Linked DNA regions of Homo sapiens: region 1 is linked to region 2. Evidence: read pairs that join two places in POLR2A ChIA-PET (ENCODE). Cell type or tissue: B cell. All regions are shown on one strand. Each heading gives the region's core, and the rest is flanking DNA. Links, peaks and the distances in the headings are about the cores only.

Region 1 (4,385 bases), core at 292-4,291, 88 kb after region 2:
TTTTAATTTATGGTTATTTTTTCCCTACAGATGAAAATTCATTCTCCTTCCCCTCATAAACAAGTTCCATCGAAGTGTAATGACTACTTTTTTAACTACTTCACTCTTGGAGTGGTAAGTTGTGATTCCTCAGAGAAGCCCTTCATTTCTATTGGGGTGGGCAGTGCATCTTTGCAGATCTGTGTGTCCACATGCAGCTGGAACCATGCCTGGACATTGGGGAACCTAGCCCCAGCTGTCTTTGCCCAGGGTTGTTTTGCATAGGCTCTGGTACTCCAAAGTAGACCTTGCCTGCAACCAGGATTGCTCAGGAACACTAGGTTCCCTGGTACCTGTTGACTTCTTTTCTGAGGGAAACATGTTCCACAGATGGAGGCCTTGGAAATCATTCAGATTAAGCTGTTTGGAGAGCTGCCCTTTTGTAAAGCATAGGACCCTCTTCTTGAGTCACAAAATGGAGACTGAAAAGGATTGGAGACAGTGGGGTGTGCTTGTATATTTTTAGAGGACCACCCCAGAGGCATTGCTGTATCCCTGTGCTATGGACCCAGGGAGCTGGATATAGCTGGTAGCTGGCCAGTGCGGACAGTCCAGCTGGTGGGTGAGTTGCATACATGAGAAATTATTGTATAAACAGTGTTTCAGCAGGAAACATCTCAAGAGGGCAGGGCTGGCCTGGACCATGGGTCTTGTAACCTTTGAGCCTTCTACGGTCTGAGGTCCTGAGGTAGCAAACAGTAGATTTCACAGAGGGAGTGAGGAGAGACTGAGTCTGCCTAAGTGGGAAAGACCAAACACAGGAGCCAAGAGTAGTAGGGGAGCTGATGTCCGGTCATGAACTCCTGAGAGTAGGATGGCGGCAGGAGGGAACAGTGCTGTTGCAGCTGGACCTCTGGTTCAAGGGCCAGTGATGATAGTATCTCAAGAAACTTAGGGTGTTGCTTTTCCAGCTGGAAACTACTTTGGCCGGTGGCACCTTTGCCCCAATTTTTGCTTGCTCCCGCTGGGCTCATTCAGCTCACTCAGCCTGGCAGGCTGCGCTTAGCTCATGCTACCAGCCTGGATCCCATGCCTGCCAAGGGCAAGCCAGGCATGGAGTGGCAAGGGGTGTGTGAGCGAGTGAATGTGGCATCCGGCCACTGTGCCCAGCCAGGCATGCTGACTGCTGTGGTGGGGCAGGCAGCTCCAGGCGCCAGCATAGGCACCAGCTCCACGTAAGGGTGAGGCTAGATCACGTGTACCGCAAGCGGCTTCCATTGCGGGCACCCATGTCTGGACAAGGAGAATGCGGTGGCACCCGGAAGCTTGGGGACACCAAGAACCACACAGAGCCCCAAACAGGGTGTCACAGCTCTGGCTCGGGGAGCTCCTAGGTCTGGGCTTCCTGAAGGGCTGCAGCTCTTCTCTTCTTGTCACCCACAATGTGGAAAGCGGGGCAGGGCATTTCAGCCTTATTTGTGTTACACCTCTTTCAGTCCCACCATTCGGTGGGTCCCGAGTTCTTGTCCTGCGGCCAGGAAGAATGAGGTATGCAGACAGCTGGAGGGTGAGCAAAAAGGAGAGGAGCTTTATTGGGCAACAGAACAGTTCAGAGGAGACCCATGGTGGGTAGCTCTTTCTGCAGGCAGGTCATCCTGACGAGTATCCAGCTCTCAGCAGAGAGAAGACCCATAGTGGGTAGCTTCTTTCTGTAGGCAGGTCATCCTGAGGAGTCAAGGAGTCCTGAAGTGGGTAGCTTCTTCCCACAGTTGGTAGTATTGACATCTGTCCAAGTCTGGCTGAATCCAGGGTTTTTATGGGCTCAGAAGGGAGGAAGTGCATGCTGATTGGTCCATGAGCAGGCCCGGAAAAAGCACCATAAATTCTCACTCCACCCACAGACTACCCAGAGCTGGCAGCCCGGCCCCCAGGCCTCAGGCCATCCCAGGCTTGAAGGTGGGGTTTCACCTCAGACCAAGCCCTTTCTGCCCAGGAGCCCTTCTGCTTCCTACCACCATCAGCGTGCCATCCATGGTGCCCATGCTGTTCATGCCGAGGCGGCAGGGGGCTAGTGTGTCAGTGCTGCCCTGAGTGCGTGCACTCCCAACCAGGTCGTGACAGCGCCTGGGCTCAGCCACAACTTTGCCCCTCCCCAGAGCAGGCACCGGGAGTGGGGAGAGGCTAGGTAGTGGGAGCAGGCACTTTCAAGCCTGCCGGGGCAAGGGGCCTTCTGGGCCCCTGAGAGTGCAGGGATGCCAGGGTCTGGAGCTGCAGCTGGGAGGCTGCAGCTACACCCAGGAGCATGGGCTCCTGCCCTGCCAACTTAGTAGAGGCCAGGGCTCTCACCTGTTCCCAGTTCCCATAGGCTCTGCATAGTTCTATGGGAAAACAGAGGTCCCGGCCACACTTCCTCTGCTCCAGTCGGCATCCTTGCAGCGGCCACTCCAGATGGGCCATTGCTGCCATCAATAGGTGACAGGGAAGATGGAGAGAATGGACTGGCCTCAGTAGGACTTAGTTGGCTGTGGGTACAGGGGTAGAGTCAGAGGTTACCCTGAGGTCACGGGCCCAAGCAGCTGGATGGATATGAAGCTGGAAAGGGTAGGGGATAGGAGGGAAGTGTTCACTGGGTGGCATCAAATCCAGGTCCAAGTCCTAGAGAGAGGTCAGGCTGGAACTTCAGTTCCTGGGGTTGCTGACTCCCACAGAGGGTGTAATGGAAGCCAGGAGGGTCTGATGGATTGTGGAATTCAGAATAGTCAAGTGGCCTTCAGCCCCTCAAGAACCAGGTGACTTGGCCAGCATGGTGGCTCACGCCTGTAATCCCAGCACTTTGGGAGGCCAAGGTGGGTGGATCACCTGAGGTCAGGAGTTCGAGACCAACCTGACCAATATGGTGAAACCCCCATCTCCACTAAAATTACAAAAATTAGCCGGGCGTGGTGGTGTGCACCTGTATTCTCAACTCAAGGAATCCTCCTGCCTTGGCCTCCCAAAGTCCTGAGTCTGCATCCTCGGATTCTCTTGGCTCTGCTGCTTACCATCTGGGCACCACGCTAGGTGACTTACTGCACCTCCTGGGGCCTTGGTTTCCTCATCTGTAAAGAGGAACCTGCCTTGAAAGTTTGTAAAGCACCTTTATTCAGTAAATCTTTATTGAGTACCTACTGTGTGCCAGGCACTACTCTAGGAGTTCGGGATACAGCAGTGAAGAACACAGACGGACAACCCTGCCCTCACGGAGCTTATATTCAGAGGGAAGAAAGCCACTTAGCAGGACAAAGAGCTAAAATGGATAGTACAGTGTGTTGAGAGGTAACACACATGACAGAAAAGATAAGGTATGGGGCCAGGCACGGTGGCTCACACCTGTAATGCCAGCACTTTGGGAGGCCGAGGTGGGCGGATCACCTGAGGTCAGGAGTTTGAGACCAGGCTGGCCAACATGGTGAAACCCCGTCTCTACTAAAAATAAAAATAAATTAAAAAAAAAACAGCCAGGCGTGGTGGTGGGCGCCTGTAATCCCAGCTACTCGGGAGGCTGAGGCAGGAGAATTGCTTGAACCCAGGAGACAGAGGTTACAGTGAGCTGACACAGTGCCACTGCACTCCAGCCTCCATGACAGAGTGAGACTCCATCTCAAAAAAGAAGAAAGAAAATGTCTAAAAGCTGCTTGGCCTGTCCCCTGGACTGTTGTCTGGAAGAAAGGTGATGCCTGCAGGCATTCTTGCTGTGGAGTGCACTGGATGTCCCAAGTTGGACATGCCTTTGGAAAGGCCTCTGCCCTGCCTCAGTAACATTCCCTCCTTGAGTACCCTTGTTTTCTATCCCAGGACATCCTCTTTGATGCGAATACACACAAAGTGAAGAAGTTTGTTCTACACACCAATTACCCTGGGCATTATAATTTCAACATGTGAGTACACCTGTCTGTACCTCCCCTCTGTGAAGTGAGTTTTGGGCTGAAAACCCCAGGAAAGAGCTTTTGGCTTTGGGTGTTCACTAATTTATCTACACCTGAATTCTTGCTGTTTCATGGGAAGTGAATTTCCTGAGTGCTTGCTGTGTTCCTGGCACAGGGTCCAATGCCTTACATCTCTCTGTTTGAACCCATTTTACAAATAGGGAAATAAGTTCAGAAAGCTTGATGTCTTATCCAAGGTAATAGGCTCTCCAGAACCCAGGGCCAAGATCTTTTCTGTTCGACTTCCGTGCCTAAATCTGGCCTCCCCCAGTGAACACTGTCAGGCACTCAGAGCCAGGGCTTTGGGCAGGTGTGTTTGGTTCTGTTTCTCCTGGGGTGTGGGGTTGGAATATGGGAGTGGCCAGGCCTTCTAGGAGGCCCAGCCTTTACCCATTTGCCTTCTCTCTAGTTATCATCGCTGTGAGTTCAAGATCCCACTAG
Region 2 (4,385 bases), core at 134-4,133:
GTCTCCCCCCACAAAATAATCACTATCCTGATTGATGTATTTGTTCCCTTACTTTTCTTTGTCATTTTATTTCCTGTGCATATATCTCTAAATAACGCATTGTTTAGTTTTTAAAAAAAATGAAACTAGGAAGCACACACTTCAGGGCAGTGTAAACAACGGACTCTAATGTCACTTTCTCTCTTTTTTTTTTTTTTTTTTTTTGGTGAGAGGAGTCTTGCTCTGTCACCCAGGTTGGAGTGCAGTGGTGCGATCTCGGCTCACTGCAAGCTCCGCCTCCTGGGTTCACGCCATTCTCCTGCCTCAGCCTCCCGAGTAGCTGGGACTACGGGCCCCCTCACCACCACACCTGGCTAATTTTTTGTATTTTTAGTAGAGATGGGGTGTCACTGTGTTAGCCAGGCTGGTCTCGATCTCCTGACCTTGTGATCCACACTCTTCGGCCTCCCAAAGTGCTGGGATTACAAGCGTGAGCCACCGCACCCAGCCTTCTAATGTCACTTTCAGATGCAGCTCCTAGAAGATGAGCTGAACAGAATCTTAGGGTCAAGTCCGGATTCAGCTTCCCTGTGAATTTTTAGAGCCTCCCTGGGGAAGCTTGTGAGCACAGTCATGAGTGGATTATGGGAAACCTAGGGCTCACACTGGAGTTAGGGCATCTGGCACACTGAAACCATTGCTCACCGTGTGCCGGAGATGTGGAGGAATATGGTCAGAGGGAGTTAGCTGCTCTGGTATTTTCTGCTTCTAGGCTCACCATGACCTACCTTCTTTTATCCTTTTTTTTTTTTTTTAATTTCTTTTGTCAAAATTGATGTCTCATTCCAGAGCTACCTTCTTTTCACAGGAGTGAGTCAAAGCACATCACCTTTGTCAGCTCAAATGAGTGTCCTTAGCTGGTCCCAGCAGTGGGGAAGGCTTATATATGAGCATTTTGCCCTCAGGATCTTGGTGATGACCATCCTCAGAATGTCCATCTCTTCAATCTAGACTGATTGTCCTCTATATCCAGCGCACTGCTTTCATACTGATTTCTGTGTTCATCCTCTGCTGTGAGGGGCTTTTTTGTTTTTTTCTTTTTGTTTCTTTTTCAGTTTTTCTGTCTTCCTGTTTCTTGGTTTACGGTCTCTTTGTGGATAACAGAGTTGTTGCATATTTGAAGTGTCTTTATTCTACGATACTTTATTGTAAGTTTGTCTTGTTCTAGAGTTTGAGGTTAGAGATTATTTTCGTTAAGAAGGCCTTGTTTCATTGTCTTGGTTTAAATGTTGCAGTTGAAAATCTCTGAAGTCATTGTGTTTCCTGATCTGTTTGTGACCAATTTCCCCGTCTTTGGAAGTTTGTAAAATCTTTGTCTCCATGTTTTGGTATTTATCTATGATGTAACCTAGTGTCGGTCCACAGTCATTCCTTGTGCAGGGTACTTGCCAGCCCTTTACAGTATGGCAGCTGTGTCCTTCGTAAGGAAATTTTCTTATATTAATTGATGACTTCCTTTCTTATATTTTTTCTATTCTTTTCTGGAACATCTACTATTTGGATGTTAGACCCACAGGAATGATCCTGTTACCTTATTTTCTTACTGTCTCTTTTGTCTTTTTGGTCTACCTTCCAGAAGATTTCCTCTACTTTATCTTCAGAGTCTTATATTGGGTCTTAATTTCTACTATATTTCAACAGAGCTTTTTGTTTGTTTGTTTGTTTTGAGACGGAGTCTCGCTCTGTCGCCCAGGCTGGAGTGCAGTGGTGCGATCTCGCCTCACTGCAAGCTCCGCCTCCCGGGTTCACGCCATTCTCCTGCCTCAGCCTCCCACGCGTAGCTGGGACTAGAGGTGCCCACCACCACGCCTGGCTAATTTTTTGTATTTTTTTTTTTTTTTTTAGTAGAGACAGGGTTTCACCAAGAGCTCTTTTTTGTGTGTGCTACAAATGTTCCTTTTTTGTTAGTATCCTCTTCTTGTTTATCGGGTACATTTTATCTGAGAATCTAGCTGGTAGATTTTTACTGCTTTACATCACTTCAGAGGAAATGGCTGCAACTGAAGGGTGAAAGTCAGAATTTATCTTGGCTCAGCTTTTCATGTAAGAAAAGAAAAATACAGTGAAACCAAATTAAAATAATTATGTGGAGAGCATATTGGTGGCAAGTTAATACATTTTTATGACTTTTTGGAGGGTCTAATTTATTCTTAACAGAAGTCTGAGTTTAGTATCCATTTATTGAATATGTATTTATATGTGTATACGCACACACACACAGTGTATTAAATCTATTGAATTCCAGACACTTTCTTTTTTTTTTTTTTTTTTTTTTTTTTTGAGACGGAGTCTCGCTCTGTCGCCCAGGCTGGAGTGCAGTGGCGCATCTCGGCTCACTGCAAGCTCCGCCTCCCGGGTTCACGCCATTCTCCTGCCTCAGCCTACTGAGTAGGTGCCCGCCACCACGCCCAGCTGATTTTTTTGTATTTTTTTAGTAGAGATGGGGTTTCACTGTGTTAGCCATGATGGTCTCGATCTCCTGACCTCGTGATCCATCTGCCTCGGCCTCCCAAAGTGCTGGGATTACAGGTGTGAGCCACCACACCCGGCCTCCAGACACTTTCTTTAGTTTTTCATTTTATGATTTCTCTTTTGGACTGTAAGATGATCGGTAAATTACATTAAATCACTATAGAAGAAGCTATTTTTACACATACATGCAACCCAGTTATGATTCAGAGGCAAACAAGATTGAATGACTGTAGAGATTATCTGACAGTTGAGCAGCTGACTGTCCATTTATGAACAGGGAGGTGCATGTGGCTAAAGGAGGATGAGTCAGAACCAAGTATCTTCTAAAGGAATCTGTTGAATAGACTACAGAAATGATTACAGCAAGCGACAGGGTACATACTTCTTCAGTGGAATATCTTGTTTTCTTGGGTGCCTATGGCCATCCCAGTATTACTGTTGGATGATTCATTGGTCTGTGGGTAGGAACAACTCTTCATTGTCAGGGAAAAAACAGCATGTCTCCTTTGGAAAGAAATTACTGTCAGTGTTGCTGTGATGTTCTCTATGTTTTATAAGTTTTCATTTTGTGCTTTTTGTTGGTGATTTCACTGTTTAAAATGGCCCACAAGCATAATGTTAAAGTGCAGTCTAGTATTCCTTAAATGCAAGAAGGCCGTAATGTGCCTTATGGAGAAAATGTACATGTTAGATAAGTTCCCTTCAGTCATGAGTTACAGTGCTGTCAGCTGTGAGTTCAGTGTTAGTGAATCAGCAATATATATTGAAGATGATGTCTGAACAGAAGCATACATAAAACAAAATTATGTATTGATCAGTTGAGGAAGATGTTAGGCTAGAAGGAACCTACGTCTGCATTTCCCCTAGGAACAGTGGTTTAGTGTTCACTGATACAGTGTTCATGTAGATTTGATAGAGTATAACAATGGCAAGTCGTGTGTGTGTGTATGTGTGTAGGCTTAATGGTTTTCTTTACCCAGTATTTACTATGTTTTTTTCCATTAACAGCATAATGTAAACATCCCGTGTAACATGCTTGTTTTTGGTGGTGAGGGATGCTTGTTTTTGGTGGTCAAGGATCAGCAGACCTGCCTGGATTCTAGCAGGCTTTTTTTTTTTTTTTTAAGACAGAGTCTCGCTCTGTCACCAGGTTGGAGTGCAGTGGCATGATCTCAGCTCACTGCAACTTCGGCTTCCCGGGTTCAAGCAGGTCTCCTGCCTCAGCCTCCTGAGTAGCTGGGACTACAGGTGCGTGCCACCACACCCAGCTAATTTTTGTATTTTTAGTAGAGACGGGGTTTCACCATGTTGGCCAGGATGGTCTTGATCTCTTGACCTCGTGATCCACCCTTCTTGGCCTCCCAAAGTGCAGGGATTACAGGCGTGAGCCACCATGCCCGGCCTCTAGCAGGCTTTTTATTTTTGAGATGGAGTCTCACTCTTTCGCCCAGGCTGGGGTGCAGTGGTGCAATCTTGGCTCACTGCAACCTTTGCCTCCTGGATTCAAGTGATTCTCCTTTCTCAGCCTCCCGAGTTGGTGGGATTACAGGCACCTGCCACCATGCCCGGCTAATTTTTGTATTTTTAGTAGAGACGGGGTTTCACCATGTTGGCCAGGCTGGTCTCGAACTTCTGACCTCAGATGATTTGCCTGCCTTGGCCTCCCAAAGCACATGGATTACAGGCGTGAGCCACCGCGCCTATCCTCTAGCAGGCTTTTTAAAGGTCAGTGTTCAATTTGGAAGTTTATTTATTCAGCTCATTATCATTGGGCGTCTAGGTTATTTCTGATCATTTACCATTATTTACAAAAATCCCCTGAGAATGAACATTCTTGTAATAGAATTTTTTTTTACATCTTTGATTAAGTTTTA

Evidence for each region. ChIA-PET counts read pairs that join two places held together with the same protein. Peaks named below come from ENCODE experiments on the same cell type or tissue, not always from the same donor. Only the 100,000 strongest peaks of a DNase experiment are listed, where the experiment ranks them.
Region 1: POLR2A ChIA-PET joins it to region 2 with 7 read pairs; 13 of 35 experiments call an interaction of 5 or more read pairs at or near these places.

What each region holds. Positions count from the first base shown.
Region 1 is chr16:67,140,481-67,144,865 of GRCh38, forward strand. It overlaps PHAF1 (phagophore assembly factor 1), which reads left to right. Exons shown (of 16, transcript NM_025187.5): 10 at 31-114; 11 at 3,814-3,896; 12 at 4,354-4,385. Among named protein-coding and RNA genes, the nearest start is that of B3GNT9, 8.3 kb to the right of the region's middle. In B cell, for the core only: no CTCF peak of the experiment used is centred there; no DNase peak of the experiment used is centred there.
Region 2 is chr16:67,053,066-67,057,450 of GRCh38, forward strand. All of the region lies in intron 3 of CBFB (core-binding factor subunit beta), which reads left to right. Among named protein-coding and RNA genes, the nearest start is that of CBFB, 26 kb to the left of the region's middle. In B cell, for the core only: no CTCF peak of the experiment used is centred there; no DNase peak of the experiment used is centred there; H3K27ac peaks cover 1,395 bases.